Linked DNA regions of Homo sapiens: region 2 is linked to region 1. The links are chromatin loops, found by intact Hi-C in ENCODE. Cell type or tissue: gastrocnemius medialis. All regions are shown on one strand. Links, peaks and the distances in the headings refer to the core of each region. The heading gives the core; the rest is flanking DNA. Region 1 overlaps LOC105379013 (a long non-coding RNA gene). Region 2 overlaps LOC105379013 (a long non-coding RNA gene).

Region 1 (10,532 bases), core at 1,659-9,658:
GATATTGGTCTAAAATTCTCTTTTTTGGTTGTGTCTCTGCCAGGCTTTGGTATCAGGATGATGCTTGCCTCATAAAATGAGTTAGGGAGGATTCCCTCTTTTTCTATTGATTGGAATAGTTTCAGAAGGAATGGTACCAGTTCCTCCTTGTACCTCTGGTAGAATTCGGCTGTGAATCCATCTGGTCCTGGACTCTTTTTTGTTGGTAAGCTATTGATTATTGCCACAATTTCAGATCCTGTTATTGGTCTATTCAGAGATTCAACTTCTTCCTGGTTTAGTCTTGGGAGACTGTATGTGTCGAGGAATTTATCCATTTCTTCTAGATTTTCTAGTTTATTTGCGTAGAGGTGTTTGTAGTATTCTCTGATGGTAGTTTGTATTTCTGTGGGATCGGTGGTGATATCCCGTTTACCATTTTTTATTGCGTCTATTTGATTCTTCTCTCTTTTTTTCTTTATTAGTCTTGCTAGCGGTCTATCAATTTTGTTGATCCTTTCAAAAATCCAGCTCCTGGATTCATTAACTTTTTGAAGGGTTTTTTTGGTCTCTATTTCCTTCAGTTCTGCTCTGATTTTAGTTATTTCTTGACTTCTGCTAGCTTTTGAATGTGTTTGCTCTTGCTTTTCTAGTTCTTTTAATTGTGATGTTAGGGTGTCAATTTTGGATCTTTCCTGCTTTCTCTTGTGGGCATTTAGTCTTTTATTAGAAGAGTTAAGAGTTTTCTTTACTCTTTGTCTTTCTCTGCTACACATTTAATTTCTATTCTTTTAGTGTTTATCCTTAAAGTCTTAATATGCATACTTAACTAAGTCTAAAGTTAATCAATATCTCTATCTTCCTCCAAAACAATACAAGAACACAGAATACTTTAAATCCAACCAGTGCCTGTTTTGCATATTACTTTTGTACAGTTTTTAATTATTCCTTATCTTTTTACCTCTAAATCATGCCATTGTTGAAATTCTTATTTTATAGAGTCAATTCTAACTTAAATTTATCCCATGCTTACTAATTTATTTGTTCATCATTCCCACTTGTACCTCACTCCAAATTTCTGGATTTAACACGTTAATGCAAAATTCTGTATTCAGCCAAATTATCATTTAAGAGTGAAGGTAAAATAAACAAAATTGTATCTTGGCATTTTAAAAATATTCTTTTTGTTATTGAAATGTTTGTTGTCAGTGCTTATAAGTAATATACTGTTCCTTTTTTATTGTTTCTGAGATTTCCTCTCTGTCTTTTGAGTTCTGAAATTTCCTTTCAGAAAGTCTATTGTATTTTTTTTTATTTAATCTACTTGGGATTTGTTGTACTTTCTGAATATGAGGACATAGGTCTACCCTAATTCTGGAAAATTTTTAATCATTTTCTCTTCAAGTATTACCTTTCACCTACTCTCTTTACTCTTTCCTTCATGATTCTTTCCTTTATGATTAACATAAATAAGCCTTTCAATTCTATCCTACAATGATTTTTACCCATCTTACATATTCTCCATTTTTTATCTCTCAATGATAGTTTCTGGATAATTCTTTTAGATCTACTTTTCAGTTTACTACCTCTCATCTCAATTTCATCCAATTACATTCTACTTTAGAAGTTCTATGATGTTTTAGTTATTTTCAAATTTGTCTTCTTTTTTTTTTATAATTGCTTGGTGTTTTTTCTCATATTTTAAATTCCCAGTTATATATCTTTAATCATTTAAAACATTATTGTAATAGCTTCTACACAATGGCTCTAATATCTTAAATTATTGACAACTATCTAATTCTAAATTGCTTTTTAATATCTGGTAAAGATAGATTTCTTATGTATTTTGCAATGGAATATCATGAGCTCATGTTCAGCAGCTATTTATCTGTGAGAATCCTATGAGACCCAAATTAAGGGTTTATCCCACCATATCAGTTTTATGTTTGTTTCTTCCAAGCACCTTGGAAATAGCTCTTTTTATAAAGATATCTCATCTTGAGAGCTTCCCAATAATGTAGGCACAATAAAATCAAATGTCAAACAGACACAGGTCCATAGCAGATCTTTTTTCTTGTCTTTCCAGCAGTATCTCGCTAATACATAGAAAATAAGTGGATCATAGGAATCTTTTTCCATTTTTACTCATAGTGGATAAATTATCCTCTTTCTTACCCCTTTCCCCATCCTCAGGTGCAGTCAAAATAAGTCCCTAAATAGCAGGTTGGGTGGGGTTTTTTTTTCCCTCTAGTAATCCTCAGAATGTTTTCCACCAAAGGGAACCGTATTAGTGTATTTTCACACTGCTGTAAATAAATACCTGAAACTCGATAATTTATAAAGGAAAGAGGTTTAATTGACTCACACACAGTTCAGCATGGCTGGGGAGGCTTCAGGAAACTTACAATCATGGTGGAAGGCAAAGGGGAAGCAAGAACCTTCTTCACATGGCGGCAGGAGAGAGAATTGCAAGCAGGGAAAATGTTAGTGCTTATAAAACCATCAGACCTCGTGAGAACTCACTATCATGAGAACAGCATGGGGGAAACTGTCCCCATGATCCACTCACCTCCCACAAGATCCTGCCCTTAACATATGGGGATTATGGGGATTGCAATTTGAGATGAGATTTGAATGGGGACACAGGAACTAACTGGCCAAGGCAGAGTTTCCAGAAAGAGCAGACACACAGCCTACTTTAAAAGCAAAATGTTTTATCAGCTTCAAGGTTGACATCTACTAGCATATTAAAGAGGAAAGTCAACAGAGAAAGAAAAAAGAGAGGAGGAAAATAGAGGGAATCAGAGAATCAATGTTTCTTGGCCACTGATAATACATCACTCCTGAAAACCACTTTTGTGGCAGATTTTCCCTCAGTGTTAAGATGCTGCACAGCCAGGACTAGGATCTAACCAATGTCTCCCTGAATCTCCTTCTCAGAAGGGAAGTCCATGAGCCAGAAAAGAGGGCCCATGGTAAACATCAAGAAAACAGCCTCAAGTAAAGGACTGCTTAAGGCAGGTAAAAGTCCTGTTTCTAAGTAGACCAGGGAGCTTGCTCTTTTTGTAAATCCTGCTTTTGCTCATTAGTTCCTTCTGGACATACTGCCCCATTTCAGTTTTTCATTTCCTATCCTCTCTAACCACACCTTCTCCATCCCCCAAGTTTCCTATTGTAATTGTGCTGATTCTCTAGGCTAGAAGGCTAAGATGACAATAAAGAGGGAGCAAATATTGCAGGAAAGGCTCCCAATCTCCCAATGTCAAAATATCTGCAGCATTCCCCCTGGAAAAGGCCTTCTTTCCTTGAAGGCCAGATATATCTGTGACATACGACTGCAAGATAATGTGATTGCAGGATTCAGGCCTTATGGTGCTCCAGGACATTTTTAAAAATCATGCAGTCATCAAAAAGCTCCACTCCCAGCTGTGTGGAAAGTGACTCTGCAGCTCTCACTTAATTTTGGTTGCATTACCTCATTCTATACATCATTCATAACAAGCAAGGAACCACAGGGCTCCCTTTGCTGAATCTTCATGTCCTTGACCCAGCTCTAACTAATTTGTCCATTTACTTCATAAATGTGGTAAATCCTGTAGCTAAAAGAAGTTGTGCAGAAGTTTAATGCAGTGGGTTCTCGCCTAGTTGTCACAACAAGCAAAAGAAGCCAAGACAAATAGGAATCCTGACCTACTACCATTTTCTCGTCCTTCCCATGTGATTCACATTGCCATCACTCTGGCAGCTAGGATGGAAAGGTTGAGAAGAGAGGAGATTTTTTAAAATTGTCTTTGGATGGGCTATTTATGTCTTCCAACCTGGTACTTTTCCTTGAACTCAAACAGAGCACCAAGACAGACTGCAGCGTGACTCCTCTACCCCACATAAATGAATACATTTACACTTCATCAGCTGTATTGGGAAGGAACTAGGAGTCTCCATGTGCTTCATGGGCCCATATAGGTTTCTTGCATGTCAAGGCAGAAGCTTAGGAGCACATGGCCTCAGGCCTGAAAGTGAGGCAGTACCCAGTCATTCCCCAGGAGAATCGTTCTGTAAGGATTTTGTCTGGTTTGTTAACACAGCTCTTCTACCAATCTTCATCATCAGGACTTTATAACTCTCTTACAATTAGATAATATGGAAGCAAAGGATTCATTCTGGACCTGCTATAAAAGTAGCAGTATTTGGGGCTGGAGTCTGCAGATATCTTGAACCGAACCAAGAACTCCAGTCTGTCTCAGGATTCAGACACAATTAGATAAAGGAAACTTCTCAGCCAAAGCCTAGACCCATTACAACCTTCTGTACCCTTTACCCCTACAATAAAACACTGTTAGAACTGAGGGGCTAAAAGACGCTGAATCATCAGAGCAAGATTAGATCATGATCACGTACTGTGCCGAGACGAAAAGCTAATGTAGACATTTTAGAAAGGGTTTCAACATCAAGAGTCAAAGCAAAAGGGGTTTTATATTTAACTAGGAATTAAGCAAAAATTCTATTTCCCCAGAATCCCAATAACAAACGTTTTATTTCTGAAGTGTTTGGGCACACTGTACAGTCTTTGCTTGAGAGCTGCCACAGTAGGATAAATAGCAATACACAAAGGCACCAAGATTGACTGGAATTGCTCCAAATTATGCAACAATCTTTGAAAACCAAAAGAAGAGACTAGCAAAAAGATACATATTACTCTGTTTTAAATGGACTATTTTTACATTTGTTTAAGGAAAAGGGAGCCAGAAGAGAAGTTCACTCAACTAGATTATCTCTTGAGTCCTCTTCTCATAGAGGCCAGCTAATCTGGTAAATCAGACTTGCTTTCTGCCTACCCATGGGTCCTGCTGAGCTCTTTAATTCTTATATTATGGAGATTTGAAAACCAATCGTTAAAGAATGTATCAAAGAAAGTCTCAAAGTCAGCTTAAGGTTAATTTCCCTCAAGAAATTCTTGGCTTTTCTTCTTTTGGTGCCTCCCCGTCCCCACTTCTTAATTGCCTCTGTCTTCCTCCAGCCTAACCCCAGCTTGATCTTAGCACGGCTTGCCCCAGGACTGGCAGAACAGACAGGATAGCTCTTTAAGAATATAGAGTTGACTATTAATAGCAGTGACACAGGCCATTGAGAGCCAAGGCAGCCAAGCAAGGAAATCTGTCAGCCTGGATTAGCTTTCCAGCACCTGGGAGGTAGGACTAATTTATAAGTAAAAATAGACAGCAAAAATGTCTGGCCCTTCATAGGCCCCTGATGTCTGAGAAGGCTTGCATGGATCCAAGTCCAAGGGCTTTTTCCAGCTGTCCTCCAAACCTAGCAGCAAACTTTTTTAAAAAACTGGAATTAATAAAAAGAAGGCTTGTTTCAGTCTGAATCAAAATCTATGTCTATATGAACAATGTACCTTTTTCCATGGATTTCTAACCATTTAACCAGATCCCAAATAACCTATAAGAGGAGTCATGTATGCCATAGTATCCTGCAGGATTCACTTATCAAAGTTATTAACGAGTTATTTAGTAGAGTATGGTCGTGCCTTCTTTCTCTCTGGGCCTCCATGCATCCCCCCATGGGAGGGCTATACTTCCTGTACATGAGGTCTAAGCCTCTACTTCCCTAAGCTCTGGTAGAGTTCCTTTGCTCATCACAGAATGGACTGCAAGAATCACATCAAAATCTTTTGAAAGAAGTTTATATTTTAGAGGAGTATTTGAGGTTAATTTACTAAGTCTCTGTTTTTTATAAACCAAAATTCGGGCTGCATGCAGACACTTGCTGCCAAGTTTAGAGGTTAGGTGACCACATATAATTTATTTTGATCAAGTAATGAATTTATAAAATGAAATTATAAAATATTCACATAGGCCCTATTCTTAGGGCCCTATAGATTAGGTCACTTTGTGCTATGACAGTCTCTGTCCCAGAGAAATTTACAGTGCCATTTTACTGAAAATCTTTTTTCAAATATCTCAAGTAATTGGGTACACACACACACACACACACACACACCAGATACCCCTGAGAAGTGGCAGTCCTGTTGTGTAAGCTAACACAATTGGCCAGAGCATTTTCTTATGCTATCCAGTCTTTCAGTTCCCATCTCTTACCTTCTAATTATACTACCTCCTATTATAAATAAGTCTTTTTTTGTAGGGTGTCAGGAACTAGTAGACTCTTGCCAGCCCCATTAGCCATCCATATTTAGATCCTTTAATCTTTCCTCTAATCTGACTCCCTGAGTCCCCCTCCCCTTCGACTACCCCCTCTCCTTGTCCTTCTCCAAATTCCTTAAGATTCTATGCCCCTAACTCAAGCTTTACAAAATCAGAGTGATATTCCAGATGCTTGCTCACTGAGAAACTGAGAGACCAGCTGTCACCTCTGCTTTCTGTTACTCTGTGACTCAGGGTATGGTCCCAAAATAGGTCTGGCCTTTCATGCTGCCTTCTCTCATTGCAGTCTGGCTTCACCTTACCTGTCCACCATCACCCCAGTTCCCCTTTAGCATTCCTGCTTTCCAGGTTTCTCTTCCCCATGAAGTGAACATGTTTCAGTTTATTTCCATTCAAACATGAATATGCCACTGGTCAGCACTCTCAGAAAGAATGTGTCTTACTTTCACCCTGGTTTGGAATTAGCCCAAAAGTCTCCATGAACATTTCTACCAAAGGAGCTCTTATTTATAAGGCCTTCCAATCTGGAAAGAGAAAGCAAGAAAAAAAAATTATGATTTTAGACTCCATTAGTACTTCTAACAATTTTCTGGAGAAAGTAAAATAGCATTCCAGGAGGATCTGCCTCAGAAAAAAATTTGATGGGCTTATGAAGAGTGACTGTGTACCACCCTGGAGCTAAGGAGAGGAAGCTTTTCCCTACTAAAGTAAATTTCCCTGGGCTTACATGGAACGGCACAGTCATGGGCTTCATGGTGCTTTGTTGCTTGGGAACCCTGCTTTCTTCCCTCCTCCTCCCCCAGAATCTGTCCTACTCTCCCTTCTGGGAGCTCAGCTACGGCAGGTGGCAGGAAGGGTGTCCATGGGGACTGAGGAGCCCCACCCTCCTCCAGGAAAGTGCAGGGGCCCACGCTGTGCCCTGGGGAAGTCCAAGAGGCCCTCATCTCAGGAACTCCCAAGCCCACAGCACTAATCCCCACAGCTTCAAGAGGAGAGAACATTCCTATTTTAAGAGCTCCTGGGTAACGTTGTGCTCACTGAGGTCTGAGTCACTGCTCTTCTTTAAAGTTTTTGAAAGAAATCTATTTCTCAGCCATTAGCTTTGCATGTTTTTTTTTTCTGCCTCAAAGATCAATTGGTTTACCACAAAATGTAAAGAGAGTTAGTGAAGCAATGGTAACCAAGGAAGCTATGGTGTCTAGAAGTGCAATAACAGACAAGGGCAGAGCTAAGAGTTAAATAAGATCTAAAAATAAGTCACTAACTATACCCCACTTCCTGTAACATACAATACACAGGTACCTAGGAGAGAAAACCACTCACAGTTCAAAAGAACACATAAAGAACACTGCAATTAAACACAGCCCACCCTGACCCAAGTATCACCATCTCCTTAATTAACAATCTTGTAAGCAATGAGGATATTTCATTGTAAGCTTATTTGTCGTTATGATGCTTGAGAATATAGAACCACCATATCAGCCATTACAGTAATTACAAAAGAAGGTCACATCACAACCACGGCATTTGTTACCCGTTGTATAAACCACTGCAAGGTGAATGTGAGTTTTTCCACAGAGTTTGCCTGCAAGAAAAACCATGTATTTCTTCCTTATCAGCAAGCTACTGTCTAAACAATTTAATGTTTTCACATTACCATCAATAATAAAACAGCTAATGTTTATTGTACCTTTATACAATAATCCATTATTACCTCATTTAATCATTACAACAACCACATGAAGCATCCCCTTTTTACAAACAGGAAAACAGAGGTAAAAAGAGATAGAGTAACTTGACCAAACCAATCCCCGTTAATAAGTGTTGAAGTTTAATTTCAGATTTTCCTAGCTAGTCACCTCAAGAAATTAATCACATTTGATACGGTTGTTTACAATTCAAAATTTGAATGCCATCAGTTCCAACTTTATTTTAATGGCCAACTTTATCTTTCCCCCAGCTAGTTAAGCTGATTTTTCACATATGTAAATGACTTCTATTAAAATTCAGTTTGTACTCTTTTCTCAGACTTCTATATTTAATATCACATTTTGGGTGTGGCTCAGCAAAAAATGAAAGTAACTGGTTCAGAAAATAAACACCCAGTTTCCTCTTCATTCTTTTTCCTTTGAGAAAAAGAGTAGCCGGATCTAAATAGAATGACCCTGGCCCCAAGTTAGAAGTTTCCAATTCCTTGGGACTCCCTTGGTGTCTGCATTAGTTTGCTAGGACTGCCATTAATAAAGTACCACCTACTTGGCGGCTTAAACAACAAAAATTTACTTTCTCACTTCTGGAGGCTTAGAAGTTCGGCAGTGTAGCTTATTTCTGAGGCCTCCTTCCTTGGCTTGTAGATGGTTTTCTTCTCCCTGTGTCTTCACATGGTCTTCCGTCTATATGTGTCTGTCTTAATTTCCTTTTATTTTGAGGACAACAGTCACATTGAATTAGAGCCCACCCACGTGACCTTATTTAATCTTACTTCCCTCTTTAAAGACCCCATCTCCAAATACAGTCACATTCTGGGATACTGGAGGTTAAAACTTCAGCATATAAATTTGGGGAAGCAACAATTTATCCTATAGCACTATCCTAACAATTTTCTTTTACAAGGTTGTCTATGTAGCACAATATAAATGTCTTTGACCCTGACAACCAGGAGGTTAAATCACTGCTTTTTCTAAATGCTTTTGTATTACCTCCCTGTGATGATACACACAAGTTTTTCTATGATCAAACCAAGTTTTTATTCAAATACTGTTATCAGCAATACCGACCATATTATAGTTTTCACCTTAAAAGATACCGTTAATTTCATTTGTAAAGAAAATGCATTAAAGATGTATTTACCAATTATGAATTACCAATTGCCAATTAATAAAAATAAATTCTAGATTTGAAAAAATTTGAGGTCATTAACATCTTAAATTGCTATTATTATACACATGGCACTTAAAACTGTATCACCTCTCGTCAAGATAGTGCCCAGAATAACTTACCCTGGGCCTCAGCATATGTCTCAATTCCTGGTCATCCCACATGAAGATTCAGAATGACCTGATAAGAGGTGATTCAGATGTGTATGTTACATCAGTGTAGAAGCTACCACTTATGGGTACCTCCTGCTTTCACATGCTGTGCTACATGTGTTATGTACATTAAATCATTTATCTTCAAAATCTCTGTGGGAGAAATATTATTGTGTCTGCTTTACCAGTGAGTAAACAACATTAGAGAGATTAAGGAAATTGGCCAAGGTCACACAGTTGGTCAAGACAGGTCTTAGATGTGAGCCTAGTCCCATCTGACTGCAGAATTTTTTTTTTTTTAACCACCACATGTTTCTTCTTTGACTTCTTAAGAGATATAGCGGTGGAGTCTATGTGGCTCAGTGACTCAGTGATGCAGAACTTTTCCTAGGCCATAAAAATATCTAATCTAGTTTCACCAACTGTTAGTTTGGATAAATAAACTGACAACAGTATCTTTGTTTCTATGTTTTAGCTGAAAAACAAATCATGAGGTATTCACCATCAGAAATAAAATCTACATCTGTCTTTGGGAGATGATGAATAAGGTTACGTAAAACAATGGATGCATCTATTTTTCTAGAAAAGGTTAATTATATTGAGCAAAGCCAATTAGTAATCACAAGCTGCTATGTGGCATCTCTGGGACTGTGGTATTGCATTCCTACAAAACACTTATTTCATTGTTCAATTTTATCTGTTTTGTGTCCCGGCTTCCTAGTCAAAATGTGTTGAAGGCAGGCAGGAGCCTTTCTTCTTTCTATTATCTTGCGATGCTGAGCACTGTGCCTTGCACAGAGCAAGTGCTCATTAACCTTTCATTATCCGTTTTGAAGTCTCTACCAAGTGACCATCAAGAGAAGCACCTGAAGGCTTGGTGATAAGCCTCAGTCACACGACAAGGTGTGTAAGAAATCCCTAAAACCACTCCCCAAACCTTTTATTCATAAACGCAAAATGTCTGAGGGATGGCTGATGGTGCCGGGGAGGAGTGCTTTTGTAGTAATTGTGCAATTCTATTTATTTAGATAAAGTAGGACATGTCCGAAATCTTAACAGGTCTTAACTGGGGACCCTGAAGGCAGTTTCAAATAAAGCAGGATTCTGTATGGGGTGCTCATTAATGCACCTGAGCGATCCCAATTGAGGAGTGAGTCGGGCCAACCTACCAGCAGAACTCAGAGTGCCTTCCTCCTTCCTCCTGTTGGTCATGTGTCTTCTTTCTTAGCAGGACCTCTTCATCTTGACCAAAAAGTAGCTTATTGAAGTTATACAAACAGGCAAAAAAGCAGAGTAGTTATTTCTAGAGCTTTACTCTAAGAACTACATAACTAGCCACATTATACTTCTTTAC
Region 2 (10,532 bases), core at 1,577-9,576, 62 kb after region 1:
ATTTATCTAGGGCCTGGCACTAGTATATAGTAAGTGCTTAATTTGAAAAAATTATTAACAGTAGCAGTAGTAATAATAATGATAGATGGCAAACATTTCTTGAGCACTTATTTTGCACCAAGAACTCTGTTGACCTTCTTATTTGCATCGTCTCATTGAGTCTTCACAACTGTAGTGTTAAGAGAAGCATAATTATCCCCACCTTACAGATAAATAAACAGGTTTGGATAAGTACTTTGCTCAAGATCACACTTATAAGTGGGAGAAAAGAGGTTGAAATCCGGGTTCATCTGACCCCAGAGCCCAGACTCTTTAACCCAACCATTATTGCATTTTGATAAATGAATTTAATTATATGTCCAGCTACGTTAACCTTTAGATGCTGTTAACAGGGATCCTGCAGGCAGAAAGAAACAGTCAAGTCCTTAGAAACTTTTTGAGCTATTAAGATTTCTCTTTATCACTGATAATTTGTGGTACCAAAGAACTATGCTACCAGGAGACAATGTTGTCTATGAGATCAGCACTTATCTATTTTGGGACCATGTGGGAGTGTACCAAACAGTGCACATGTAATTTTATACTTTGCTTTTCTTATGGTGGGCTCCAAATTAACCAATGCTTGACAAAGGAGAACTGAACAGGATCCAGGCAAGGAACACGAAGTTGCAACTCGGTTCTAATTCATCCAATAATCAGGACACCTTTCACGTGGTGTTTATTCTGCTCCCATTTACCTCTCTTGCATAATCACCATCATTTTAGTTTCCAGCGGTTCTGCTTGCTGAGCAGGTGATGAACAACTTCCAGGCACTAACTTCAACCTGCAAATGGTCCCATCATCACTTCTCCACACATAGTCTCTTATGTCCCCAGGTGTTATGCAAGTTCAGTTACTAAGCTTTCTGGTCTGTGAGCTGCTTGTCTTCCTGGAACTACATAAGCAGGAGGAGAGGACTATAAGCCATTAGCTTGCTTCTCAGATTTGGAGACCTGAGGCTTAACTGAGGTTTACTGGCAACTAGGTTTGTCTTTTTTCCAGATCCTTCCAGCTCTGGCCCCTGTTAAGTTCTTTGAGCACACCCGCTTCTTTTCCCGTTTCCCAATCCACTGAAATTTCATTTCTGGGATGGAATCATAAATTACAAGGTGTAATCTAAAGGAAAACATTTATTTTGGAGTCTCATTAACAACTGAGAGGAGAGTAATAGTGTTTATTCCCAGCACGATGGCGTAGACTCCTGCAGATGCAAAAAAAGGCCAAGCCCTCTTCCTAATCCTTACACACACACGCACACACTGGGTCAATATTCACAATAGTGAAAGTACCACATATAGGCAGAAGTAAGAAACACTCCCACAGAGACAGTCTCTTAATATTCTGTTCAAACATCAAGTTTGAAGCTCCTTTTAATTAGTGATTTACTGGCAACCATACATCATTATTCACCCTACCTGCCAGTTTTTATATTGTCTCTCAGCCCCAAAATTCAGCCTTCTACACTCTGTGATTCTAAGGCCAAGGCTCTGCAAACCACATCTCTCCTTTGCCAGGTGACTCTATATTTGACTGCCAATGAGGCACACCAGAGGGAAACTGCAAGGTAGAAGCCAGAGAAGGCACGTGGTCCTTCCTGCTTGCTCCCTACTCCTGTCAGCATCACCCAAACACTGGCCCTTCATCCTGGAAGTGACCACTGGTTTTAGTCTTCTACTTCTTTCTGCCCCTTCAAAACCACCCTCATCACACCTCACTCCCATTGACCTCTCCCCCAGGCTGCTGAGATATCTGCACCAGTTGGGTGGTGCCCTTCCCTCAGAGGTCTGAGTCTTAGCTCTGTGAGACCCTCCTCTGAGCTTCCCAACCTCTTCCCTGTGTTCCCCAGCCAGCTCTGTGGTTGGTAGCTGCATCATGTAATTATTACCTCTGTGTTACCTCAGTGTTCCCTTTTTGCTCTATCTGAAACATGTTTAACCAATTCCCCGTATTCGATCTTCTCTGTTGGAAGACCTGCAGTGGCTTCTATTCTTCTGACTAGCAACAAGGGGTACTCCCTGTTTTAGCCATACCTTGTTTTAACCCTACCTGCCTGACCCCCAATCCTAATCATTTTGCTCCTGCAAAAATTTTCTAACTATAATATTTTCTGGTTTTCACACTCTAATACCTGGGTAGTAATTGATGTTAGTGGATGGCATGGAGGACAGGGCAAGGCATCAGGAATCCTATAACTCAAGAACTGGAAGCAACCTCAGAACATAAACTATTAATGGGCTCACTTATGGGATGGGGCTTAGGGAGGTCAAATGAAAGCAAACCTTCCTGTCAGCTTGCTCCAAAGTGGAAGCAGTAAAGATTTCTTACCAAAATACTTGGAAAAGAGGCTCAGAAACTAATGAACAATACTCACATTTGAATAAGTCCAGGAATTTGAAATGACACAATAAACAGGTATCACCACTGAGTGATTAAAAGAATACCAGAAATAAATTATTGCCCAATGTTACTCTCTACTCTACCCATTCTTTTCCACCGTCAATGAAATCCCACCTTCCAAGATTCACTTTCTTGGTTTGCCTCTCTTAGCATTCTCTGAGGTTCTCTTCTAGAATTGCAGGAAGAGGAGTGACTTAGTAGGAAATTTTCAGTCTCTACCTTTCTACTGAGAATTGGCCTGTGAGCTATCCTTCACTCAGGATTGCTAGCTGAGATAAGAGCTTTGGGAAAGTTGGGAGCATTCATGAAAACAAATGAAGAAAGTTCTGTAGCACCAGGGCAAAACACATAATACATGTTACATCAGACACTCATGAGTACAAATCCTGGATTTACCACTTTCTAGCCTGAGACTAGGTCAAGTAACTCAGTTTCTGACCCTAAGCCTCAGATTCTCCAGCCGCAAAGTGAGGGTAATGACCTTTCGGTACCTCTATAAGGGTAAGATCTAAGACGTAGAACACCTTTGGTGTAATGTTCTGGCAGGGCATCACTTGGCAGTGGAAGTTTGTGATTAAGCCTGTCTGGAGGGGGGTCACATGTTGTCTCAGCCTCTAGCAAGCTCTCATCTTTTCTTTTACTCTTTGAAACAAGCCCAAAGCCTCAGTCTCAGCTTTTCATTTTCTCTCAAAGTCCTCTACTGCTTACCCTGCTTCTAAGGGCTTTTCTGCCCCTTCTCCAAGATGTAAAGGGAAGCATTCACCCCAGCTCTTTTGCTTTCTTGTAGCCTCAGAAAATGATCACATGGTATTTGTTTTCCTTTTAGAAGTTTACTGCAAAGCACCACTAGGATGGGAGGAAACACAATTAACAAGATGGGTAAGGCTCAAAGACCACAGAATCCTCACTGTGGTGGTTTGTAGTTTCTAACTCGTCCGGGAAGGTGACCCTGGGCTTCTGCCCTCCTGTCATATCTGCGGGTGAAGAATGGAATAACCGATGCTTTCTCTTCAGTGCCTCTCCTCTCAGGCTGAAGAGGAAGAGAAACATACATGTCTTTTGTCTCCAGAATGCAATTGGCATCTCCAAGGCCCTGCTCCAGGATGACAAAAAGAAAAAAAAAAAAATCTGCCCTGCCCAGGCCAGAACTCCTAGGGCCATTACTTTCTGGTGGTACCATATGTGTGCCTCTGGGTATCCTGAACAAGAGGAATTTGCATTTGGGAGAGGAAAATAAAAGTGTGGCCAACAATGGGGAGAGAGAGAGAGACCCTTAAAAGATATTCTTGAGTTACTTCCCAATTTACCTTCAGGCTACCACCTGCAAAGGGTCTGATCCCTCCCTCCTTCCCCTGCCACATTCTCATTTATGATTCTATTTTAACAACCACAAAACCAAGAGCATAAGTCCAACACTTACTATGTTCCAGGCACTGTTCTAAATGCTTGCCTGCATTAATTCCCACAACAACCCATAAAGTAGTTGTTATTGCCCATTTTACAGATGAAGGAATTTAGGCCACAAGAAGACAACTTGTCTGCGATCCCATCCTAAGGAAAGGGCAGAGCTGGGATTTGAACCAAGGCCTGTCTGACTCCAGACCTTGAGTCTTCATGATATTATGCTTTTCCAATAAATCCCTCTCCCCATCTCCCTCAGAAAGGCCCTTCCTAATCCTTTACAGGATCTCCTAATCCCTGGCAGAATTCTCCTAGAATGTTTGCCGTGCAGTGAGAAAAGAGTGAGCGCTACCAAACAAATTCCCCAGATTTCTTCTTCTCACTCTAGCTGGAGCAAGGTTTCAATAGATATGCCTAAGTTTTAAAGATAGCATTTGGATCTCAGTAATGAAATATGACACACAAAGGCACATGTACTTTGGAACAGGAATTAAAACTGGCCTGGGGAGATGCAGGCAGAAGGCAAGCTGAGGGTGAGGTCATTGACTCAAGTACTCTCAGCCCTTTATTTGATGCCTGGTGGGCTCAGACCTTGGGACTAATCTCCCTTCTCCTCTAAGCTGATGAGCTTTGCGGGAATCTGTGCATTGCCTTGGAAAGAGGAGTGGTAATAGGAGGTTGGGATGAAGGGGGCTGAAATTTTTTGGAAATTTTATTTTTTCTCCCTTTGTCCACACACTTTTTAATTAGTTTGCTGTCTTTGGGGTCTTGATATTTTTAATGGACAACCATGTTATTTCGCTTTAATTCCCTTCAAGATTGGGTCATCTCTGAGCCAATAAATCAGAGGCTTCTTGAACTCCTTGCAATCTGTGACTTTGGGAAAGAAAAGGGTTTTTCTGTATTAGTCAGTGTCTTGTCTTTCTCTATCCCATAATCCATGCCAAAATAACACTGGGGAGAAGGATGTTTTAAAAGACTGGGCCACAGTGGTCCTGGCTACCAGGCTGTTGCTTGCCAGCCCCATTTTAACCTGCCTTTTTTTTCGCCATCTACCTGCACCCAAGCTGGCACAGGCCCCCAGCTGCAGCTGATGGGGAAACTCTTGCCAGCCACTCCCGTGGAAATAAGCAGCCCTGCTGAGACCATTTTGGCACCACAGTCAGATAAAAAACAATGCTCTACTCCTGGCTTCATCTCACTTCATGTCCCTTCTCTCCCAGCTGGCTGCTTGGACAGGTCACCTCTCAGCTCACTGTTTACCCAATTCCACTTCAAAGAGAAAATACCTGTTCCTTCTGGTCTAATAAAATTTCATCGCTTTTCCAGGCCCCGGGACAGGAGAAACTTTGGTAAAATTTGCCCAACAGCATGAATCTAATGCAAAAGAAAAAAAGTTTAACATTCCGAATTTTTAAGCCTTTCCTCACCTTATTCAATTAATAATATCAGCACTTCTTTTCTTAATTCCAGAAATATTTATTGAGCCACTACAACAAATTGGGTACCATGCTAGGCACTGAGAGGGCACCCAAGAATACAGCACAGACCCTAGCCTGAGTGAAGAAATCAACTCAAAGTGGGAAAAAAAAATACATGGCTAAATAATCTTCACCATATGTAGCTTGCCTGTCATCAGTAATAGTCACCAGACGTTTTCTGCTAAAACACTAAAATAGTCCTACAGTAAGGCATTAATCTCATCTCATAGGCCATATTCAGTCGGCCCTGATCTTGGCTGTTGATTTTCTCACATATCCAGAATCAGAGTAGAGCTGATAATAATGTCTATTAAGATATAGCACGGCAAAGTGCCTCTTCTAGCAAGCAAGTGTGGAAGAGTTTCCATTACCCATTGCACACACTGACAGTTTTTCTGATCCAAAGCAGCTGGGGCCCTGAAAAGACTGATGGCTGTGTTTTGATTCTTCTTCAGTGCCAATGAAGAGCCTTGACTTTGTGATGCCAGTGCTGGCACCTTCTTCTGTGTCCCTCATTGGCACCTTCTCACATGCCCTTTTTCTGTTTGTTTATGTACATCCTCCTGACAGCAGAAGAGGCCTGAAGACAAAAATCAAATCCACATGGTCTGGGGAAGCAAATTATTAGCACAGAGGCCCTCCAGCCCCTGGTCTTCACTGCAGTGAGTGTCCCACAGTGGCTTCAGAGCAATCCTCCATCATGTATGCACAGATAATTAATGAGATTTTTTGGAACGGGTGGGTGTCTCAACAATGTCAAGGAACTCAACAAAACAGAGTGAAGGCAGAGCCCCAGCACCTCGAGGAACTTATGGATGTACAGCCGAAGGACCTGCATGCATGAATGCATTCAAGCTCTAAGGCAGAGAAAGAGGGAATTATGCTTTGAGGAGATGAAGGGAAATTATACTTTAGGAATAATGATCACTTACCCACCCCTACCTAATGAGGTAAATACACAGCAGTGCACACAAATTATGTTGGAAACGATAGAGTAGAATTAAAAAAAAAACTATAGAGATTTACCACATGCTCTCACTTGCACTTTATTTAATTCTCCTAGCTACCATATGCAGTAGGCCTTTCTATCACCACCATCATTATGGATGAGAACACAGAGAGTCAGAAATAGTAACTAATTCACCTGAGAAGCTACAGGGCACAGGGTAAGCATTGCGGCCTGGCGTGCACAGCCTCCCGCTGTGCCCGCTGTCCTGGGGAGCACAGGCCTGGAGGGTCTGCAGAAGAGGAGCTCGTGCCCTGAAAGTCACATGGAAGACCCTGGCGAGACGGTCAACGAAACATACATGGACTGGGAGAGGTAGGATTTACTTGACCCAGATGGAAGAAGACAAGGAAAAAGGCAAGAAAAAGAATGTAGAGAAAAGATAGCCAAGGGGTGATCAAAGAACATCTGGTTTTATTTCAGATTTGGTTGCACTTGTGACTGAGACTCTCACCTTTGCCCTCTTGTCCTCATTCATCCTCTCTCCCTCCTTTCTCCTCCCCCCACACGTCTCTGTGTCTGTCTCTATCTATCTGTCTATCTATCTATCTATCTATCATCTATCTATCTATCTATCTATCTATCTCTCCTAGAGCTACCTCTGACCTCTCTAGCACCATATACTCACATAGCAGTGCATATAATTATAGTCAGATTTAAATGTAAATCTTCCTTTCTTCCGATGGCCTCAGACTTTTAGTAGAGGACCTCAAAGAAATAAAGCCATAGTTTTAAAAATGCTGGACCATCCTTGCAAAACTTACAAGTAAGTGGGGATGTGGATAGGGCCCTAAACCTACCTCTAGTCCATTAAAAAAAAAGCTCAAGTTGGGGGGTCAGGAGAGAGGATTTCTTTGGAGAGAGTTATCAGTGCCCTGTGCATTTCCAACACCCACCTATCCCAACAGAAGAGGCTTGAAGGGAACCATGTGAGAGCTTGGCCTGTGTTCTCTGGAGTTTGAAGGGCATAGAGACTGGCCTATGGTGCACACTTTCTCTGTTAGAATATACTCCATGCATATATTAAAAGTCTAGTAAATATTTGTTGAATGATGGAATAGATGGTAAAAGAATGAGTAAGTGAATGAATGCTGAAAAGAGTAAAAGGGAGAAGCTGTGACTAGAACTAAAGGGAAGAGATAGGTATATTAGCTACACAACAGTGATAGAAAGTATATTTACACACATTGCACACAAATTTATGGAATGAATGAATACAGTGAGGAAACCAAGGCTATGTTGGCTAAATAGACCTTTCCTCATATTAGACATCCCGGCTAGCGGAAAAGCCCACCATGGCCCAGGACTTCTCCATATTGTCCTTCAAGGGCCCTGGCCTCAAGTCAATCCCTAAAAAGTAGACAAGAAAAATATACAGGCAACATCCCATAAGAAAGAAATCTCTAGAGTTAAAAGGTATTTGGGTTCTATATCTGGCTGATAAGAGATTCTGATTCCTGAGTCTATTTCTTTGCTTCTGTCTTTCATATCATTCTTTCTTCTACTCTGAATTCTTCCCCTTAACCTTAGTCCAGTCTTTGCTTGATAACAACATTTGACAATAGAAGGGAAAGGAAATATTGTCCCACTCATTTATCTAATCAGCACACTGAGTGCTTTCTCCATGTGCTGATCTCAGTATCTCGCCCAGAGACCCAGGTAAAGTGCCCACTGCTATTCCAGCGATGAGCATCACTTGCCTGTACACTTCAGGACTTCTAACGTGGTAAAATCCTCCATGTAATTAGGTGGTAAAACTGCATTTATAATCTATCCTAATGCTCCAGCACAGGTTCCTGAATTACAGACCCAGTATCTGTGCTCCACTACTCCCCATAAAAGACAGCATGTGATATGGTTTGGCTGTGTCCCCACCCAAATCTTATCTTGGATTATAGCTCCCATAATGCCTGCATATTGTGGGAGGGACCCAGTGGGAGATAATTGAATCACGGGGGCAGTTTCCCCCATACTGTTTTCGTGGTAGTGAATAAGTCTCATGAGATATGATGGTTTTATAAGGGGAAAACCCTTTTGCTTGGCTCTCATTCTCTCTTGTCTGCTGCCATGTAAGATGTGCCTTTCGCCTTCCACCATGATTATGAGGCCTCCCCAGCCACGTGGAGCTGTGAGTCCATTAAACCTCTTTTTCTTTGTAAATTACCCAGTTTCAGGTATGTCTTTATCAGCAGCGTGAAAACGGACTAATACAGCATACTTCTGGAAACACAGTTAATACAGCCACAGCAATGAGAGAGAAGTATGGTTGTTCAAGCAAACACATACATTTGAAAGACCAGATCCAAAGCAGAATCATCACAGTGGACCTTGAACGCCCTTCCCCAGGATGGATTCCCTAGGCCTCCTGATGCTCCTGTGAAGGAGGAAGATCAAGCCAGTTTCCGAGCAGTGACCAAAACCAAATCCCACCATACTTCCAAGATCTAAGTTATCAAATGAAAGCAGCCAGGGTCACCGAGCATGGCAGTGTGATATGCCAGATCTATTTATCCTGTCCTATTTGGAAGAGGGTGGGATTCCAGGGCAAGGAAATTCCAGAAGACTCCATGTGAGAAGCCAAGCCTTTGATACAAATTTCTTTCACTCCTTGCTTCCCAATGCAAATATCTCATTACTCCATGCAAATAACTTTCAAAACCACAGCTTCCTCTGTGTCTTGTCATAAGAAAATCTGTGAACGGGTACTGGGACAAGCACCGTACAGAGTACCTGCTCTCCCCCTATCATTTGGAGAGAAGGAGCCTTGAGCTCATCAATGGCTTGGTTCCATGTGTCCCCGAATAGGAAAGGGAGGATCAAAGGGCCAAAAATATTCATTTCTGAGGGAAAAGTAGAAGAATTAAATGTGTAGAATATGCCAAATGATGCCTGAAGGGGGATATAAATACCTATAAGCATTTGAGGGTGTAACTAAACACCACAAGGAGGGACTTTTTTTTTTTTTTTTTTTCAGACGGAGTCTCACTCTGTTGCCAGGCTGGAGTGCAGTGGCACGATCTTGGCTCACTGCAACATCCACCTCCTGGGTTCAAGTGATTCTCCTGCCTCAGCCTCCTGAGTAGCTTGGACTACAGGTGCACGCCACCACACCTGGCTAATTTTAGTATTTTTAGTAGAGACAGGGTTTCACCATGTTGGCCAGGATGATCTCGATCTCTTGACCTTGTGATCCACCCGCCTCGGCCTCCCAAAGTGCTGGGATTACAGGTGTGAGCCACCGCACCTGGCCAGCTTTTTGTTCTAAAGGTGGTTCAACTGGCTTAACTAGGAGAGACTGAAGGAAAGCAAAGGAAAATCTGAACCAGGTGTTATGAAAATTTTGCCCTCGACAAAGGCTACTATGCAGAGGGAACAGGCATCAACAGAACCTCTAGATGGAAACTTCTATTCTCTAGAATTTTTGTCATGTCTCATTTCCAATCATTTCTCAGATGCATTTGTTTGGACTTAGAAATATATGCAGTCCTTTGTGTCTACATTTTCTACGTACATTGTTGCCTTTTGTGTCTTTGTTCTCTATGTACTTTTTGGCATGTACTCTCCACGCCATAATTTGTAAATGCCCTGGTCTTGCGGTCCTATAGGGCAGTAGATATGCTTCATTTATCAGATCAAACAATCTTAGTAATGGTGATTTTAGGAATAAAATACCAAACAAAGAATCCCTCCATTTTAGTGACTTCAATGCCTCAAATAGATTTGAAGTTCTGGAACAGGCCTAAGTGCTTCTCAGTCTTCTCCAAGTTCTCTGGAGGGAAGAGGGATCAAGTCAGCTGAATATAGTCAGAAAATATATGTTGACAGTTTTCTCCGGAGATGCACTATATGGCAAGTCCTTCTGGAATTTCTAGATGGAAAGAAATATGTATGGTGAGAACAGCTTTTCTGAGAGTCTTTCAACACATTTATTCCCAGATGGGTTCAGTGCAAAAGTGAAAATCATTTTTTTAAGGAGCGAAGAAATTTCAACAAAGGTTTGGTTTGAATTTAAACTAGAGAGCTAGGCCTCTCCTTCATACGAGTGGTTTATGAGGGGCTCTAAGCTTCATTTACAGCTCCTACTAGGTTCATGTTCTACCAGAGAAGAGGCCCTGACCTGGTGGTCTGTAGAGTTTATATCCTTCCCTTATCATTTAAATATCTAGATGACCTTGGATAAATCAACTTTCTACTCTGGATCAGCTTC

The links. A loop is a pair of places that touch in the nucleus more often than their neighbours do. Peaks named below come from ENCODE experiments on the same cell type or tissue, not always from the same donor. Only the 100,000 strongest peaks of a DNase experiment are listed, where the experiment ranks them.
Region 2: a loop joins it to region 1, with 2.0 times the contacts of the local background. A loop is called at or near these places in 1 of 110 quality-filtered maps.

The regions. Positions count from the first base shown.
Region 1 is chr5:68,704,354-68,714,885 of GRCh38, forward strand. All of the region lies in intron 2 of LOC105379013 (a long non-coding RNA gene), which reads right to left. Among named protein-coding and RNA genes, the nearest start is that of LINC02198, 320 kb to the right of the region's middle. RefSeq lists an enhancer at 7,451-7,500. In gastrocnemius medialis, for the core only: no CTCF peak of the experiment used is centred there; DNase peaks (open chromatin) are centred at 5,088 and 6,398; H3K27ac peaks cover 2,675 bases.
Region 2 is chr5:68,766,403-68,776,934 of GRCh38, forward strand. All of the region lies in intron 2 of LOC105379013 (a long non-coding RNA gene), which reads right to left. Among named protein-coding and RNA genes, the nearest start is that of LINC02198, 260 kb to the right of the region's middle. In gastrocnemius medialis, for the core only: no CTCF peak of the experiment used is centred there; a DNase peak (open chromatin) is centred at 4,989; H3K27ac peaks cover 1,991 bases.